Linked DNA regions of Homo sapiens: region 2 is linked to region 1. The links are chromatin loops, found by intact Hi-C in ENCODE. Cell type or tissue: heart left ventricle. All regions are shown on one strand. Links, peaks and the distances in the headings refer to the core of each region. The heading gives the core; the rest is flanking DNA. Region 1 overlaps PRDM16 (PR/SET domain 16). Region 2 overlaps PRDM16 (PR/SET domain 16).

The links. Peaks named below come from ENCODE experiments on the same cell type or tissue, not always from the same donor. Only the 100,000 strongest peaks of a DNase experiment are listed, where the experiment ranks them.
Region 2: a loop joins it to region 1, with 8 times the contacts of the local background. A loop is called at or near these places in 17 of 110 quality-filtered maps.

What each region holds. Positions count from the first base shown.
Region 1 is chr1:3,404,700-3,413,546 of GRCh38, reverse strand. PRDM16 (PR/SET domain 16) reads right to left here. Exons shown (of 17, transcript NM_022114.4): 7 at 8,661-8,808; 8 at 7,899-8,052; 9 at 747-2,163. Among named protein-coding and RNA genes, the nearest start is that of ARHGEF16, 46 kb to the left of the region's middle. RefSeq lists an enhancer at 4,509-5,086. In heart left ventricle, for the core only: a CTCF peak has its summit at 3,208 (motif pointing right); a DNase peak (open chromatin) is centred at 3,222.
Region 2 is chr1:3,346,449-3,355,295 of GRCh38, reverse strand. All of the region lies in intron 3 of PRDM16 (PR/SET domain 16), which reads right to left. Among named protein-coding and RNA genes, the nearest start is that of ARHGEF16, 100 kb to the left of the region's middle. RefSeq lists enhancers at 1,244-2,217, 2,218-3,192, 6,788-7,587, 7,588-8,388, 5,495-8,847 and 1 more. In heart left ventricle, for the core only: CTCF peaks have their summits at 4,286 (motif pointing left), 5,187 and 5,386 (motif pointing right); DNase peaks (open chromatin) are centred at 4,226, 4,725 and 5,835; H3K4me3 peaks cover 267 bases; H3K27ac peaks cover 2,500 bases; H3K27me3 peaks cover 997 bases.

The DNA of each region.
Region 1 (8,847 bases), core at 2,115-4,614:
TGGGGGTAGGACCCCCTCCCCAAGCCTAGCCCTGCTCTTCCAACCCACCTGCATTCTAGGGAGGGGCAAACCTGTCCAGAAATTAGGGAGTGGCATTAAACTCGCCTTTCCCCAAGAGAGGCATCAGAGACACAGGACACTGGTGCCTAGAAAACCCTCCAATGCTTGCTTCATCCCTCGCCTCCTCCTCCCCTCCAAGGACCACTGGCTCCTTCTCTGATTCCCCCGGGGCCCCCAGAAAGACACCCCCTCCCCATTCCCCCTGCCGCTGTGGCTCCAGGGGCAGGAGCGCACCAGGAGGGGCAGGAAGCACTCAGCCCAGGCCCCTCTGACTTCTGCAGGTAGAGGCTGGGGAGAGCTAGACCAGAGACGACAGCTGGAGAGAGGGGTGGGGAAGGGTGTGGGTTGGGGTGGGGGGTGGGGTTACTGGGGATAGGAGGCGCTCGAGGCCAGCAGTGTGATGTCTGAGTGGTCATCGGTGCAAGCAAACTGCACGTGTCCAGGAGCACCCGTCCTGGCCTCCCAAACACGGCCCGGGCCAGGCACCTAGCTTAGGAGCAGCCAAGCCAGGCATCCCTCCTGAGGGGTGCAGACCCCCCCAAGAACAGGGGCATCTTCCTGAAGTCAGCAAAGGCCGGGGGACGACCTTGGAGGAGCTTGAAAGAGACACCACCATGCACTGAGCCCGCCCAGCACCGCCGCGGCCCCGCCCCAGGGAGAGCCAGTGAGGCTGGGGTGCTGAATACCTGTAGATGGGGTCCATGAAGAAGGGCGAGGGCTTGGCGTAGTGGAGCGGGGGCTGCTGGGGCATCCGCGCCGGGCACACCTGGGGCAGCCCCTCGCCGGCGCCCAGCTTGCGTTCCCCATAGACGTGGTTCTTGCGGGGCTCCCGCCCGCCGCCGTTTTGGCTGGCACGGGCCCGGCTGCCGATGCTCAGGTCCAGCGGCTGCTCCTCGCCGGATGCGGGGGCCGAGGGGCCCTTGGGCATGGGCAGGATGGGCTTCACGTCTTTGGGCTTGGTGGTGAGATCAAAGGGGCACTCGGCACTGGGGCCGCCCACCTTGAGGGCGTCCCGGGGTGACTTTGGCTCGGCCTTGACCAGCAAGTTGTGGGCGAGGGCTCGGTCCGTGAAGGGGTAAAGGGAGTGGGGGAAGTTGGGCAGGAACTGGAAGGGGAACGCCGAGTGGTAGGGGAGCGAGCCCAGCTTCTTCTCCTGCATCCCCATGAAGCCGGGGCCAAAGTACTTCTCGGCAATGGATGCGATGGCCTTGATGGAGTCCCCGGCGGCGCCCGTTGCAGTCAGCAGCTGCTCGTCGGGTGGCGGGAAGAATGAGTGCTGGGAATAGAAGACAGGCACCTCGGCCACGCTGTTCGGGGCCCCCGGGGGCGCCAAGCCGCCCCCAAACTTGGGCTGGCCCTCGGCGGACTTGCCCTTGCCCTTGTCCTTGTCAGGGTCGCTGTCCACGTCGCTGTCCAGGTCCGAGCCCGTCCCCGTGGTCGTGTCCAGGTCGGTCCCCGTGGTGGTGTTGACGTCCTCAAAGTCACTGCCGTCCGACATGTCGCTGCTCCTGGTCTTCAGCTTCTCCACACAGGAGTCCTCCAGGCGGCTCTCGAACTTCTCCTCGGGCCCCGCAGCTGCCGTCGTGCCCTGGCTGCTGTTGCTGACGGCGGAGACCAGGGGCAGGGCTGGGTTCCCCAGGGGACTGGGGAGCTTGGCGTCCTGGGTGTGGTTCAGGGGGCTCTTGAGCAGCGATGTGGGAGGTAGCAGAGGCGGCCGGGGGTACAAGGATGGAGGGAAGATGCCCGGGAAGCCGGGGGTGAGTGCGGGGAACGTGGGAGGCGCCGTGGAGAAGGGCAGGCTCCCCGGGTGCGGCCTGGAGGGAAAGTACTCGTTGAAGCCCAGGCTGGCGTGATTGAGGCTGGGGGAGGGTTTTGCCTTGTCCATCATGGGGCTGGGGGTCAAGGGCAGGCCCGGGGCAAAGATGCCGCCCGGCGTGTAATGGTTCTTGCCCTCGCAGAAGCGCCGGTGCTTGTTGAGGGAGGAGGTAGTGCTGAACATCTGGCCACAGTCCTTGCACTTGATCTGCGTGCGGCAGTCGGCGTGCATCCGCTTGTGCCGGCACAGGTTGGAGAACTGCGTGTAGGACTTGTGGCAGACCTCACCTAAAACATCAGCAGAAGCCAAGACAAACCCGCATGAAATGACCGGGAAACCCTGCTGAAAACGCCACATGAAATTACTGGGAAAGCCAGCCGCTGGAGGGGCGAGGCTGGGGCTGGAAGCAGTCTGTCTGGGTGCATGTGCGTGGGCATGGGTGTATATGTGTGTACTGTGCATACATGCGTGTGTGCGTACACACAAATACACAGGCAGGTGCATGTGTGTCTGTGTGCGTAAGTGTCCGTGTCTGGGCAGGCGTGTGTGTATTCTGCAAGCGTGCGTGTCTGAGTGTGCACACGTGTGCACACATGAGCATGTGGAAACATATGTGTGTGTGCATGCGCCCCACCCAAGACTGGCCTCCAGTGACCAGCACAGATCGGGGGGCCGGTTGGTACAGTTCCTGCTGTGCCGCCACCTTCTTTGCTGGAGAATGGGCTTGCCACTGCTGTTTCCACCCTCCTACCCCACGGTGTTGCTAGTTTAGGAGCCAAGATTTTCAGAAGTCCCTGGGGAAGGTGAACCTGCTCTCCAGGGCGGGGCACGGGGAAAGCGAATGCATGTGATGGTGTCTGCCACTCCATCAGTGGATTCAGGGCAAGCTGGCTCAGGGCCCGCCCTGCCTTCGTCTTCACTTTTGCAGCTGTTCTAGCAGGGGTGGGGGCAGGACGCTGACCACGCAGACTGTGCCTCCTGCTCTCTAGAAGTTCACAGTGTTCCTAGTGTCCTCCCACCTCCCCTCTCCGCACCAGATCCTGCTGCCTGCACCCCGGAGAAGGCAGCCTCTGGGTTGACACAGACAGTTCCTGAGGTTCTCAGGAGGCCCCAACTCGGGGATCCCGGACTTTGGGGCTCCTGGCAGTACTCAACTACCCTTTGGAGATGGCTGGAGGTGGACATGGATAGGAGGTCACCCCGGGCAGGAGCCCTATGCAGAGGGACTATTCCCTGCTTGAGAAAAGTGAAAATCCTACTACTGGGAACCTCCTCAGACTGGGATGGAAGCGGCAGTGCCCGGCTCTGGCTGGCGAGTGCCAGCATCTTCTCTCAACAGGAGAGGGCAGTGCCGGCCCAGCTAGACTCCAGGACCCAGCGGCCTGGGGGTTCCGGCCATTTTCCTAAAGGCCTGTGAACGGTTGTCAGCGAATCACCAGCTTGTCTTTTGCCTCTTGTTTTTCTAAGAAAAAAGGGAGGAACACACACACATCTACACATGCACACACACAGCACACACAACCACACACCACATTCATACACATGCACACACACCACACACACGCACACACACAACCACACACATTCATACACATGCACATACACAACCACACACCACATTCGTACACACACAATCACACACATGCACACACAGCACACACACATGCACACCCCCCACACCCCCCCATGCAAACACACAACCACACCCCCCACACGCACACACACCCACACCACACACATGCACATACACACACACCACACCCACAACCACACCACACACATGCACACAACCACACACATGCACACAAACACCACACACACACCCACACCACACACCCACACACAACCACACACATGCACACATACACCACACACACCCACACCACACACCCACACACAACCACACACACTCACACCCACACCACACACACACCCACACTACACACACCACACAAACCACACACATGCACATACACCACACACACGCACACACACACCACAGACACGCACACCACACACACACATCCCGGCGAGTGTCTCTCTCTGTAGGACAATTTGCTTCCTAAACACGGCGTGGTGGAAACAATGATTTCAGCAAGCTTCTTGCTCACCAGAAATCGTCGGCTGCCTGATCTCCTTCGACTCCAGCTGGGAGCTTTTCCCCTAAGATGATCGTGTTCTTTCATCACGATATCTATTTATATTAACCGCTCTACCTTCCTGCTCGTCCAGCCTGGCGGGGCGTTTTCAAGGCTGAGGGGAGAAGAACTTTGTCTCGTTTCATCAAATCTGCCCTCTCTGGAGGGCTGCTGATGGACAGGTGACCCTCCAGAGGGAGGGTCTGTAAATACCCCTCGGTCACCTACCTGGCCCTCGGGGAGGCACTCAGCCCTGCCGGCCAAACAAGCACACCCTGGCTGTGCCCCACTCACACACTCTCACACCCACACGCACCAACTCACGCGCCCACACTCTCACACACACACGCACCAACTCACGTGCCCACACTCACTCACACACACCCACACTCACACACTCACATGCATCAACTCACACGCCCACACTCGCACTCACAGACACGCGCCCACACTCACGCTGTCACGTGCGCCGACACACGCACCGGCCCACACGCCCACACTCACACACACTGACATGCCCCGGCTCACACGCCAACCCTCACATGCTCTCACACGTGCCAACACATGCACTGGCTCACACGCCCCTCACTCTCATGCGTGCCAACACAAGCACTGGCTCACACGCCCACCCTCATGCGCTCTCACACACACACGCACCAGCTCACGTGCCCACCCTCGTGCTCTCACATCCTCCAACACACGCACCAGCTCACGCGCCCACACGCGCTCACACACACGCACCGGCTCACGCGCCCACACTCATGCACTCTCACGTGTGCCAACACATGCACCGGCTCACGCGCCCACACTCACACACTCTCATGCACGCCAACACATGCACCGGCTCACGTGCTCACACTCACACACTCTCACACATGCCAACACAGGCACCAGCTCACGCACCCACACTCATGCACTCACACACACACCAGCTCACACACCCACACTCACACGCTCTCACACGCACCGACACATGCACCAGCTCATGTGTCCACACACACGCTCTCACACACACACGCACCGGTGCACGCGCCCACACTCACACACTCTCACACGTGCATACTTATTAAAGCAAAGGCTCTTTCTGCAAAGTGCCCAGTGGGAGCCTGTGCACCTCATTCCCAGATATTATACTTCCTCTCTGTCCTGTTCTCCTCTCCTCTCGCTCTACCCACCCCTTCTCTTACACCCATGCACACACACGTTTGTACACAGCCCAGGGCACAGGTGAGCGCCTTGGTGGGAAAGACACCACCAGGAATGACACCCCCTCCGTCTGTGTGGCCAGTGAGGTGGGGGCTTAGGGCTTCCATCTGCCTGTGCCATGGGTGTGTCACCCAGCAGGTGGACACGGAGTCTGGCCATGAGCGCCTGCGCAGCTGTGACCTCTCCTGCAAGCAACTGACCATTCCTGGAAAGGGCCACGCCATTTGGACTCCCTCACTTGTTTGCAAATTCTCCTCTCCAAGCCTGAAGACCCCCTTCTGCAGTTGCACCAAAGGACACTGTGCAGTGGCCTGGGGGATACCAGGGCTGCGTTGCTTGTGTCTGATCTAATTTCTAAGGGAATGAGAATCTTCATAAACCCGATCTGCCCACATCTGGGGTTTTCCTTTAAGCTTTATCCCCTTAGCAAAAAGCCAAGGCACAAAGGTGAGCCGAGTGTGTGGACAAGAAGCGCAAGAGTCGCCGAGGCGGGGCAGGGCCAGTTGAGTTTCCCTGTCCTCACTCCATCCACGAGGGATGGGGAGCAGCCTGCAGTGTGGTGGGAACAGTGGGCTCCAGCTGCCCAGGGTGCTGCAGCTCTTGGAATGCACATCATTAAAGCGATGCAACGGGACTTTAGAACGCTCGTCTGCAGGCCCAGAGAGGCAAGGAAGTTTAAACCTAGGTCCAATTTTCTTGCTCCTGAGCTTGCTATAGAACTCCACGTTGTCATCTGAGGCACCAACTGGTGCCGCTCTCACTGGAGTCACTTGACCTGCAGCTGGGAGCAGTCACCCCCCGCCCCAGCCCCTGACTCCTGCCCAGCTCGCACCGTGCTGGCTTCTCCCAGAGGAAAGGGGTACTGTGTATCGGGGTGCCGGAGCCGGGCACACTGCACACATGCTCCTCCTGGGAGATCGGTGGTCAGCAAATGGGAAAACAGTACTTGTGGAACGGCCGGCAGGCAGAGCTCCATCTCCCTTTGGTTCCTCAGTTGGTGGGGGCATGTGGCCCAGGTTAGGCTGGGGGCGGAGTCACCCCTAGCAGGACGGCTGGACGCTGGGGCTTGGGAGGTGGGTGGGACGGGCACAGCCCAGGTGCTGACAGGGGCCCGGCTGGCTGGCGGACATCACCTCTTGTGCAAGTGGTCAGTGCCTGAGTGGTCCCACATCAGCAAGAACACCTGAGTCCAGGTTCCCAAGCTCCCAGCACCCCGCCTCTCCAGGCTGATGCAACGGAGCCTGGAAGGTTCAAATCACCCAGCCGGGGGCCAGGAGCCAGGCCCCTGAAGCTAAAATTTGGGCTCCACAGCCTGGCCTTGAGCCCACGGTCACTCAACATCTTGTAGCCTCCCTTTCCTCCTATGACAACTGGAGACAGAAGGGCCCCACTCTCAGGCTTTCGTAAGGATGCTGTGTAAGAATGCTTGGGAAGCGATGACTCGGCACAAGGCCCAGCAGACAGGACCCTTCAGGGGCCTCTGACTTCACTGAGAATCAGGGTCATAGTCCCTGCACTGGCCCACAAGGCCCCTTGGACCCGGCCCTGGTGACCTCTTACCTTTCTCTTATTTATTTTTATTTCTTTACAGAGTCTTGCTCTGTTGCCCAGGCTGGAGTGCAGTGGTGTGATCTTGGCTTACTGCAGCCTCGAATTCCTGGGCTCAGGACATCCTCTTGCCCTTAGCCCCCTGAGCAGCTGGGACCACAGGCACACACTACCGTGGTTGGCTAATTAAAAAAAAAATTTTTTTTTTTTTGGTAGAAATGGTGTCTTGCTACATTGCTCAGGCTGGTCTTGAACTCCTGGCCTCAGGTGATCTTCCTGCCTGGGCCGCCCAAAGTGTTGGGATTACAGGTGTGAGCCACCACCTGGCCCTTTCTTCTCACTCCGCTCACTCACTCCTTAAACAAACCCTGGCCTCTGGGCCTCTACGCTCACAGCTCCCTCCTGAGCCTCCTCCACAGGTGCCCAGGGCTCACTCTCCTTGTGTCTTTGCTGGAACGCCTCTCATCGAACAGGCAGTCTCAGCTCCCACACCAGGCTGCCAGCCTGGCCCCCTGTGAGGCTGTAACCCCACACCGCTGCACCCAGAGCTGTGCCTGCCACCTTGCTTGTCTGGCTTGCCTGTCTCCTCCCATTGGTGTGCGAGCCTCCTAAAGACAGCTGGTCTTTTATTCAGGGCTGGCCCCCGCACTGGAACAGCACTGGGCACAGACAGGGCCCCCTAGAGACACCGCCCTGACAATCCCAGTGGGTGTCTGCTGAGACTGTCACGTGCAGGGCAGCACAGAAGCACGCCCTTCTGGAGCTCGGCACAGGTGGGGAGTGAGTTCGGGGGACGGGAGTAGCAACAGGGAGGGAGGGTCCAGCTCCTTCTGCAGGACCCTGGTCCCTCCCATCACCCACTGCCCCCCTCCAGCCCCTGTGAGGTGAAGCAAGGGGAGCCGTGGAGGAGGACGGGATGGGGAAGGGGAGCAGTGAGGGACAAACTCAGAGGGTGCCTGCCGGGGACCAGGCTGCACGCGGCAGAGATGTCAGAACCTGCCATGAGTGCTTTATGAACAAACTGGGGCCCCTCGGATCGGGGGAGACCTTGGGGGATGGCCCACCTCGGCCCGACCGCCACGGCATCCGCGCACCCGGAGGGCAGGCGGCCAGGCTGGGCGACCACTCACATATGAAAGGCTTCACCGTGCTGTGGATATGCTTGTGCTGCTTGAGGCCGGAGGACGTGGCGAAGGTCTTCCCGCAGTCGGGGCAGGCGTGGGCCCGAGCGCCCACGTGCTGCGAGCGGATGTGCCGCTGAAGGTTGCTGGGGTCCGTGAACACCTGGGGAGACGGATGCCGTTGGCGCGTGCCCTGCCTGGACACCCGCCTTGGCCTGGTTCTGGCTGGCGGACCAACCGGCTGTGGGGGGCAGGGCCCTGCCTGTCTCTCTTGCCACGTTGCAGTCTGCACCAAGCAGGCCGGGACAGGTCTCTGTGTAGCAAGGACCCGCTGCAGGGCCTTAAGTGAGCCGCAGAGCCTCCCCGGCTGCTTTCCTCAAGAACAATTCCTGAACTGAGGCTGCGTGAGACAGGGCTGCAGAAAGCGTTTTCAGCTGTGGTGCTGAGACCCTGGCGGGCTCGGGGTGGAGGCTCGGCTCAGCCCCGCCAGCCTCTTCCTTCCACACCGGCGGGAGGACAGGAGCCGCGCTCTGGAGGGGCCTGGGTTCTGGTCTCGGCCCTGATCCTTCTGACCTGGGGGACACGGTCTTCCCTGAGACTTCCTTTCCTTCCTAGTCACACGGAAGGGCCCGAGCCACCGCAGGGGCCTCCTACCCACTCTGCCGCACTCCATCTACATTTGGACCAGGGGGTGTAGGGAGCACGGGGGCGGGCGCCCGTCTGCAGCCTCCTGCTGCCCCGGGGCTGAGACGGGGCCGCCCCGCAGGTTACCTTCACGCAGTTTTCACATTCGAAGCGTTTGCCGCTGTCGTGGGACATCTGGTGGCGGATGAGGTTGGACTTCCAGTTGAAGGCCTTGGGACACTGGTCGCATTTGTACTCGCGCTCCTCCGTGTGGATGACCATGTGCTGCTCCAGGCTGCGCAGAGGACGAGGCTCACTGCGGGGCCCGACTACC
Region 2 (8,847 bases), core at 4,226-6,725, 60 kb after region 1:
TTCTCACTTTGTACCTGATACCCCGGAGGCCTCCACTCTGTACTCCTCTCCCTCCCCCTCCTGCCAGGCCTCAGGCCCTGGCCCCAGATGCAGCTGCAGAGCCTGGAGCTCGGAGCTCCCCGGCACACCTTCAGGTCTGGGTGTTCTGTGGCCCACGATCCAATCCTCAGCACTATGAGGCCTGGTCTCAAGGCGAGAGGCCTGGTATCGGTGCGGGAGGCCTGGTCTCAGGGCAGCAGTCCTGGCTTTGTCCCGGTGGGTTCCCCCCTGGTGCTCAGCCACAGAGCACTCTACAGGTTTCTGCCTCTGGTCAGATTTCCGCCTCCCCCAAGCTCTGGAATGACTGACCCCACTCCCTTCAGCAGGTGCAGACCTGGCCAGGTAGCCCTTCATGGTGCGGCCCGGTCCTGCCTCTTCTGCCTGGGAACACAGGGCACTCTCCTCTGGGAGAGAGGAGACCTCGCCATCCATCGAAATGTCCCCTCCTGTCTGTGCATGACTTGGTATCAGGAGCCTCTTGCCTGGGTCAGGATTTAGACGTCCTGGTCCCAGCCTGCTCTGTCGTAGCCTTGGAGCTGGCACTGACTCAGCGAAGAGGAAAGGAAATTATCCAATAGAAATGGAACGCTCTGCAGACACCCCAGCAGCACAGAGCTGGAACACCAGACACCCCAGCCTGGAGAAGGTGGTTCTGAGCTCCCATGGCCCCTCTGTGACCTTGTCCACCTATGGCCAGTGCCTGTGGTCAAAGGGCTGAGGGCCTGGATGACCCCAAGGAATGCAGTGGAGAATCTGGTGGCAGCTCTAAGCAAGGTATTTTTTTTTTTTTTTTTTTTGAGGCAGAGTCTCGCCCTGTCACCCAGGCTGGAGTGCAGTGGTGCAATCTCGGCTCACTGAAACCTCTGCCTCCTGGATTCAAGCGATTCTCCTGCCTCAGCCTCCTGAGTAGCTGAGATTACAGACACGCACCACAACGCCTGGCTAATTTTTGTATTTTTAGTAGAGACGGGGTTTCCCTAAGTTGGCCAGGCTGGTCTCAAACTCCTGACCTCAGGTGATCCACCCACCTCGGCCTGCCAAAGTGCTAGGATTACAGGCCTGAGCCGCCACACCCGGCCTAGCAATGGTTCTTTATCTGCAGCGTCTCAAATGCTCTGCAGTCCAGAATCCACCACCATTTAATGTTTAATAGACATTTGTAATCGCTTAAGGTTTCTCTCTGGAATTCACGGGAGACAAGTGCCTGGACCAGGACCCGGTTCCATGGGCGTGGCTGGGCAGGAGAAAGCTACTGGGAGTCCAGAGTTGGCCACACTTCCCTTTTCTCTTGGGCCTGTGTGGGCTCAGCAGTGTTGGGTGGGCAGCCCTGCATCCACATGTGTGTGCCAAGGGCCCCCTTGGCTTCTAGAAAGACCCCCTAGGTCTACCAAGCTGCTCCCAGCTGCGCCTGTCATCACTACTGGCTCCGCTGGGAGCAGGGGTCCCCAGGGTAAGGCCTGGTGACAAGACACAGAGGCAGGAGTCAGGAGGTCCGGCCCCAAGTGCAACCCCCTTGGCCACTCTCTGGCTGCTTCGGCATCCCCAAACCTCCACCAGCCTGAGCTAGGATTGTCCTGTTCTCTCTGCAAAGCCTGTGGGTGCAGTGAGGTGGCCTGAGTCAATGGTTTGCCAACTGCCGGTCACACTGCGGGGCTGGACTCATCCCCTGTGGCCTGTGCCCTCAGCCCGTGGCCCCCAGTACTTGGCTGGAGTGTAACGGGGTGGCCCGAGGGAGCCACCCTTGGGCTCCCATGGCCCAGGTGCCTGCCAGAAGCCAGGGCCAGTGCTGAGATTCCTCAATGACCCCAAGGACAAACGCAGAGGCTGCAGGATGGTGTCCCCATGCGCATTCGGGTCCAATTTCAGATGTGGCAAGAAATACCCCGGGCCTCCCTCACCCAATGAGGGCCCTGCCATAGCCCCCAGGCCGAGCCAGGTTTCTGCAGGGACCCAGGCTGCAGGTGAGAAATGGGCCTGCCCATGCCTAGGAGCTGCCCAGCCCTCGTAAACTTTTACCGCACCTCAGGCAACATGCATTTCACACCCGGTTAACTTTTACTACAGGAGGGCATTGGTCAGGAGGAAGCAGCAAATCCTGCTGTGAGGGACGTCCCTGCGTGGGAGTCTGGGCTGGGGGCCAGCTTTCGAGCTCTTCGGGTGTGCGGCTGCAGCCTCCCTTTCCTGACTTCTGGCTCCAGAGCCCCAGGCCTGGTCCTCCTCAGGGCACTGCTCTGAAACAGCCCTCAGCCCAACCGGGAAGCCCTCTGCCTCCGGCCACGCATGGGCCCCGAAGCCTGCAGGGTGGGCACTCAGGGCCCTGTGCAGAGGACGGCCCCCTCCCCGACGTGGGACTTGTGTGAACACCAAATGCGGCCTGACTGCCACCGAGAGCTAGCTATTGTTCCTGACACCGGGCAGAGGCCTTGGAGGCGGCCCTGAAATTTGGGAGGGGGATGAGTTGGGGGCGGGGGCTGTCTCATGTCTGTTTTCAATATGCGGCCAATCGCAGCCTGCTTCTTTTCTGTTTAGGATAATTTTATACTGGGTGGGTGTATTTAGGGCCTGAACGGCCTGACAGTGATGATTAATACCGTGCATTAGGCGATTCCAGCGCAAGTATTCGGGAACAAGCTGTGCTGCGCGGTTCTCATCAGATGGTCAGGCCCGCAGGCCTATTAAAAGCAGCAGGAGGCCTTGAGGCTTAATCACAGAGGCTGGGCCCGTGGAGGGAGAAGAAAGGGAAAGGAAAGGAGAACAAACGAAATGATAGAGCGGAGGGCGGAAATGCTACTGGAATCCGTGTCCCCTCCCCCAGCCCACTGCGGGCAGCAAGGGGGGCGCCGGCTTCGGAGGGGAGGGAGGGTCAGTGGAGAGCATCTGGGGGGAGAAAAACAATTAAAAGCTGCAGCCAGCCGCCAGGACCACAACTCTGCCGTGGGAAGTCGTGGGAGGGGTGGGCACGGCTGGGATGGGGGCAGAATTGAATCAGTCCGCAGGTGGGGGCAGCACGGCTGGGTGGAGGGGAGCACCAGCCCATGGCAGAGAGGGCCAAACACGGAGGGAGAAGGGCCCACACCCTGCAGTGCCAGGGCCGGGCAGGTGGACTGTGCCAGGCAGGTGGACCATGCACCGGTGTGCCAGGGTTGGCCTGGGGCTGTCTGAGCTGGTCATGCTGCCCAGAGTCATTCACACTGTGCTCCCCATTCCCTCGCAGGAGTGTCTCCTCTCCTCTGGAGGTAAAGTGTGTGGTCATCTTGCTCTTTGGGGAGGTCCTTAGGGTCTCTGGAGGGTCTGGGCGAGGCTGAGGATGGTACAGCCCAGCTACCCTCAGGCATCAGTGCCTCCCCGCCCCCAGCTCTCCCTTCCATACCAAGTCACAGACACAGAGTGAGTGTGTGAGTTCTCAAGGGGGAGGCGGAACCCCCCAAATGGCTGGAGACTGCAAGAGGAGGGGCTATGGTGAGAGAGAGCAAGAGAGAGGGAGGGAAGAAGAGAAACAGAGGGGGGGGAGAGAGGGAGAGGAGAGACAGAGGGAGGGGGAGACAGAGGAAGGGAGAGACAGAGGGAGGAGAGAAAGAGGGAGGGGAGAAAGAGGGAGGGGAGAGAGAGAGATGGAGAGAGAGGGAGGGGGAGAGAGGGAGGGGGAGAGAGAGGGAGGGGAAGAGAGAGGGAGGGAGAGAAGGAGGAAGGGGATGAGAGAGGGAGGGGGACAGAGAGGGAGGGGGACAGAGACGGGTTCCAATGTGACACAGTGAGCTGAGGGCCCAGGCACCTGCTCCAGGACCAGGGATGGGAAGGAGAAGACCTATGTCCCTGTGCTGCTCCCTCTGCGTTCCTATAGAGACGGGTTCTGGGTTCTGAAGAAATTCTGGGACCCCACGTGGGCCCTGGATGGAGCTTTTTCCCTAAACCCAGCCCAGGAGAGCAGGAGTTCCTCAATCAGAAGTCTCTCCTGGGTCTTCAAAATGCCTGTGCCAAACAGAGTCTTTTCCACCTGGAGGGACCGGGAGGGACACCCTGTGGCCACCCAAGTGCCTGGTGGGGATGAGAGCTGGCACTGGCCAGGGGCCGGGGTGGACCCCGTGGGAAGCAGGTGCTTCTGAGACCCACATCTCAGAGACCCACAAGCTGGTGAACATGCCCCCAAAACGTCTGGCCCAGCGAGCCAGCGGCCATTCCCAGGACACGGGGATCTCTTGGCCTGTCTGTGCCCCTGCCCAGAGGGCCGCCAACCAGCAGCTCTGCAGACAGTTCCCGCTCTCTGCTGGCTATTTTTGGAAATGGTCTTCTGACTTGTTTTTCTCCCAGGCTCCATAATAAAGCGAGAGCTGAAGTGAATCCCCAAGTCCCCTTCAGAGTGGGCTCTGCAAGGACTGGGGGGTGTATATCCCCCAGCCAGAAGTGCCTGGCGCTGGCTGGGCCCCACCCACCTGGCCTCAAAAAAGAGTTTGAGGCCCAGAAAGAGGAAAACACTGGACGCGGCATTGGGAAGAAGTCGGCAGACACAAAGCTCTTGTCCTGGGAGGGAGGAACCAGCCCGGCCCGGCCATCTGGGAGGCTGCATGGTGCCAAAGCCCTGCCTTCTGGGTGCTCCCAGGGCCCTGCATGGAGCCAAGCTGTGCCCGAGCCCTGGCCGGGCAGGGCTGGCTCCCAGCTCTGCTTTCCACCCGCCCACAGCTGCCTGCCACCCTGGTCCCCTCCCCTTGTCCTGCAGGCTGCTGGGAGGCCACATCAGCCCGGGGCCCTTGATCTTAACACACATTATGTCTGGATCCAAGTGTCACCAAACCTGACCCTGACTGCAGCCCCAGGCTGCACAGACGGAGCAGTAGAGCCCAGGAGGGAAAGAGGGGGTGGCTTCAAGGGTGCCCAGGTTGGAGGTAGAGAGCCGCCTCCCCTCCCACTTCCAGATCTTTTCTTTTCATTTTTTTGAGACAGGGTCTCACTCTCTCGCCCAGGCTGGAGTATAGTGGTGTGATCACAGCTCTCTGTAGCCCGGACCTCCTGAGCTCAAGCGATCCTCCTGCCTCAGCCTCCTGAGTAGCTGGAACTACCAGCACATGCCATCACATCAGGCTAATTTTTGTATTTTTTGTAGAGATAGGGTCTTGCTATGTTGTCCAGGCTGGCCTCAAACTTCTGGGCTTCCTCCCGCCTTGGCCTCCCAAGGTGCTGGGATTTTGGGCCACTGCACCTGGCCCCAGGTCTTTTCTGCCCTGTCCTCTTCCCCCCTCAAAGACAGGAGTCAGGTCCAGGCCTCTGACTGCTGTCTCCTCCAGGGCTCAGGACCCCGCTAGGCACAGAAGAGGCTGCTTTCAAGAGGTGGGAGGGAGCAGAGCTAAACATTCACGGCAGAGGGCGCCTGAGCAAGCCCAGCCCCGGGCTTTGGAGGCTGCGGGGGCTGCGGAGGCTGAGGGCTGGAGGCTCCTCAATCCCCAAGCCCAGCACCGTGGCCAGCAGAGCTCAGGCCTCTGTGAACACTGAGAACAGAAAGCTCCCAGTAGACAGCTCAGCCAGGGAGCTTTGAAGACCCCCAGAGCGCAGGAAGCCGGGGTGCATTGGAGTGGGAGGGAGGGGAAGCTACCATCCAAGGCTGGCTTTCACGGGCGGCCCTGAGCTCTGCCGGGCTGCCTCGGCTCCTCCGCCACCCTTGCCAGCACACCAGCCAGTGGGAAAGAGGGGTCAGCTGCCCCGGGACAAGGACACCCTTGGGTTGAGGATGACAGCTCTGAAATAAGCTCGGAGCCAAGCCCCATGGGCACCCAGTGGCTGCGCCGACTGGGTGCTGGGTGGAGACGGGCAGTGCAGACAGCCCTGCTTCCCGCCATGGCCACTTGCTGGGAGCCTGACCTCCAGGTTATCGGGGCAGCAGCTTCGGCGATGACCTCATTAAGCACGGTGCCACGTCAGCACCTTTCCAAAGCCCCTTTTATCACTCACAGCGTGCCGGTGCGGCCCCGTCCACACCTCCTCCCTGACACCAGCTCTATCTTATCTCCCGTGGGGCGGGGACCCTCACTGGGAGCCAGAGAGCAGGCCCAGGAATGCTGCGCCCAGACAGCCTGGCCATGGGCACTATGCGGACGGAGGTGGGGCAGGGCGAGGCTGTGGTTTGTTGCTGACAAAATCGTGCAGAAATGCATTGACTCCTGGCTTTTCAAATTCAATAATCGTTATGGTGATTATTACAAAGCCCCAGCCTCTCCGGCCATGCTGGGCCCCGCCCCCACCCCCACCAAAGGCAGGAGCACAGAGCCATGCCAGTGGGCTGTTCCCAGGCCAGCGCTGCCCCGGTGGACCCTTCTCTTAATGCCTCTCAAAGTGAGGTGCCCCATCAGGTGCCTCTCCCCACCACGGACTCTAGGACATGGGCCGCTCCCTCATTTTTGCTGGCCTGGGTGGAAAAACTGCCCACTGCAGATGCGGGAAGCTCTGAGCTCTTTGGGAGAGTGGGTGGAGTTGGGTGAGCCCCAGGGCCCCCACCCCAGGCTCACTGCGGCCCCGGTCCCCAAGGGCAGAGGGGAGGACAGACTGTTCCTGTGAAGAACTGAACAGCTAGTGTCAGGAGACAGGGACAGGGCTTGGTGGCACCTGACATTCAAGGTCATGTCTCAAGAGGGGCACTGTGAGTTCAAAGCTCCGGGGAAGCCCCCCTCCTTCTGCTGGAGGCCATGGCGGAGGGCCTCTTTAAGAAGCGTGCATGTCCCTCCCCACTGTCCCTGCCCATTCAAGCCGCCTTTGTGGGCAGCAGAAGCCGTGCCCACTGCTCTCAATGAAGACAGCTCTTTGTCCAAATGTCCTTGGCCCGCGGATTTTGGGGATGGTGCTGAAGAGCTGCCCCCACCGCTGGCCTCTCTCCACTCTCTGCTTCTCCTGGGCCCTAGCACACGAATACTAACGAGTGACCTGGCCAGGCAGCCGAGTAGTTGCTCCAAAAAGCTCAGGGCCTGGAGCCCAGCCTTTGTGGGCACTGAGGGCTGCATGGCATGGGCAGATTCCTATGGTCCTGGGCTGAGCCAGCGAGCCTCATCCTTGCAGCCAAAACCCTGCAGAACTGTTCAGGGGCCCAGAGGGCTACGGTTGGGCCAGACCCCCCAGGCTGGGACGTGGGTTGGGGAGACTCAGCAACCCCTCTGCGACCTGGGCAGAACTCTGCCTGCTGCCAGCAGATGGACACAGGCTGCCCCGTGCTCCGACCAGAGGCATGGGCAGCCTGACCAGAAGTTCGGTTCTAGCCTCGGCCAAAGCAGACTGAGCCACCGAGATGCACAGCCCCGTGTCCAGAGGCTCACGGAACTCAGTGCCCGGCACCAGCTCTGGGGCTGCTCACAGACACTGCCAGGACCCTGAAGTCACAGGGGATGGGCTCGGGCAGCTGCTTTGCACAAGGAACCCCTTCCTCCTGACCACACTACCAGGTGGCTGCCCTTCCTGTTCCCGCCCCAGCCCAGAGCCCTCAGGGGCTTTGGAGCAGGCATCAGGCCAGATCTGGATCAGGGGAGCCCGCAGCTCTCACCAAGGCCTAGGCATGGTGTTTGCTCCTTAGCCCGGAACCTGCCCATTCAGCTTTGCTACCCCAGAAGTCTGAGAAGAGCCAAATGACTCCAAAGTGGGACCTGGGGCAGGGTCATGGACTCCCAAGCTACTCCGAGGACTGACCTTCCCCAGCAGTGAGAGACGGCTCTGCCCCCACCCCCACCCCCTGACTGCCTCTTGCCTTGATTCTACAGGCCCTTGTTCCCACCCAGTGTGCACAGAGCCTGCCTGGGACCAGACGCAGGAGGGCGGGGCCTTCCAGGAGCAGATGGATGGCTCTCGCCAGTGGGACCTGCACCACCGTGGGCCAGGCCCAGGGTGTTCCGGGCTCCTTCCTGGGCCAATGCCAGGGAGCCAGTGGCTGTGGCCAGCATGCATGGAGGCCCTGAGAGTCTCGCCCTCCCTGGGCCTGGTTTCTCCTTCTGGAATGGGGTGGAGGCGCTTTAAGCATTGGGGCCACCTCTGGGCTGGATGGAGCCCCTCTGCCTGTCTGCCTGGTGCAGAACCTTGTGGAAAGACCATCATCCAGGAACCAGTGTCCTGGGAGGGACGGCCGCCTGCCCCTTCCCACACTCACACTCCCGGGGCTGTACACTGACCCCCTCCACCCTCCCCGGAAAGACTGGGCACCTGGGTTTCCTGGACACCTGTGAGGCCCTCAAGGTGGTCGCTGCAAGTTACTTCATGGGTGTCCCAAGCTGCCGGTGAGTGCTGCGCACTTCTGGAGAGGATTAGGTTGCAAAGCCAGCCCTGACACTCAGGTGTCCCCAGGGCCTGCCTGGAGTCCCTCATTTTACAGATGGAAGCACGAAAGGGGAGCGGCAGAGCACCGGTGAACAGTGTTAGGAACTGCTCAGGAGCCACTTGGTTGCATGGTCACTCATTCCGTCTGTTCAGCCGGTCACTAGGCCACTGGGGCGGGCGAACGTGAGAGGAGCCCCTTCCCTTGTAGAGCCACCCACCCTCACCTCACAGTGGGGTGGGTGCTGTTGGGCACCAGAAGTGACCCCAGTCTGGGTGCAGCCGGGGTGAGAAGATGCATCTGCCTGTGCCTCCTTGCAGCCAGCTTGGAGGAGTGAGGGGTGGGCCTGGCTGGCCATCGAGAGGCTCGCAGGTGGAGGGGGTGTCTGTGTTGCCTGCCCCCAAAGACTGGGGACGGTGGAGGGGAGAGAAAGGAGACAGCAGGGTGAGCAGAGAGGCGGGAGGGCCACGTATGCCGCGGGTGCTCCAGGAGGAGCTCAGGCTGCTGAACAGGAACCGTGGGACAGCAGT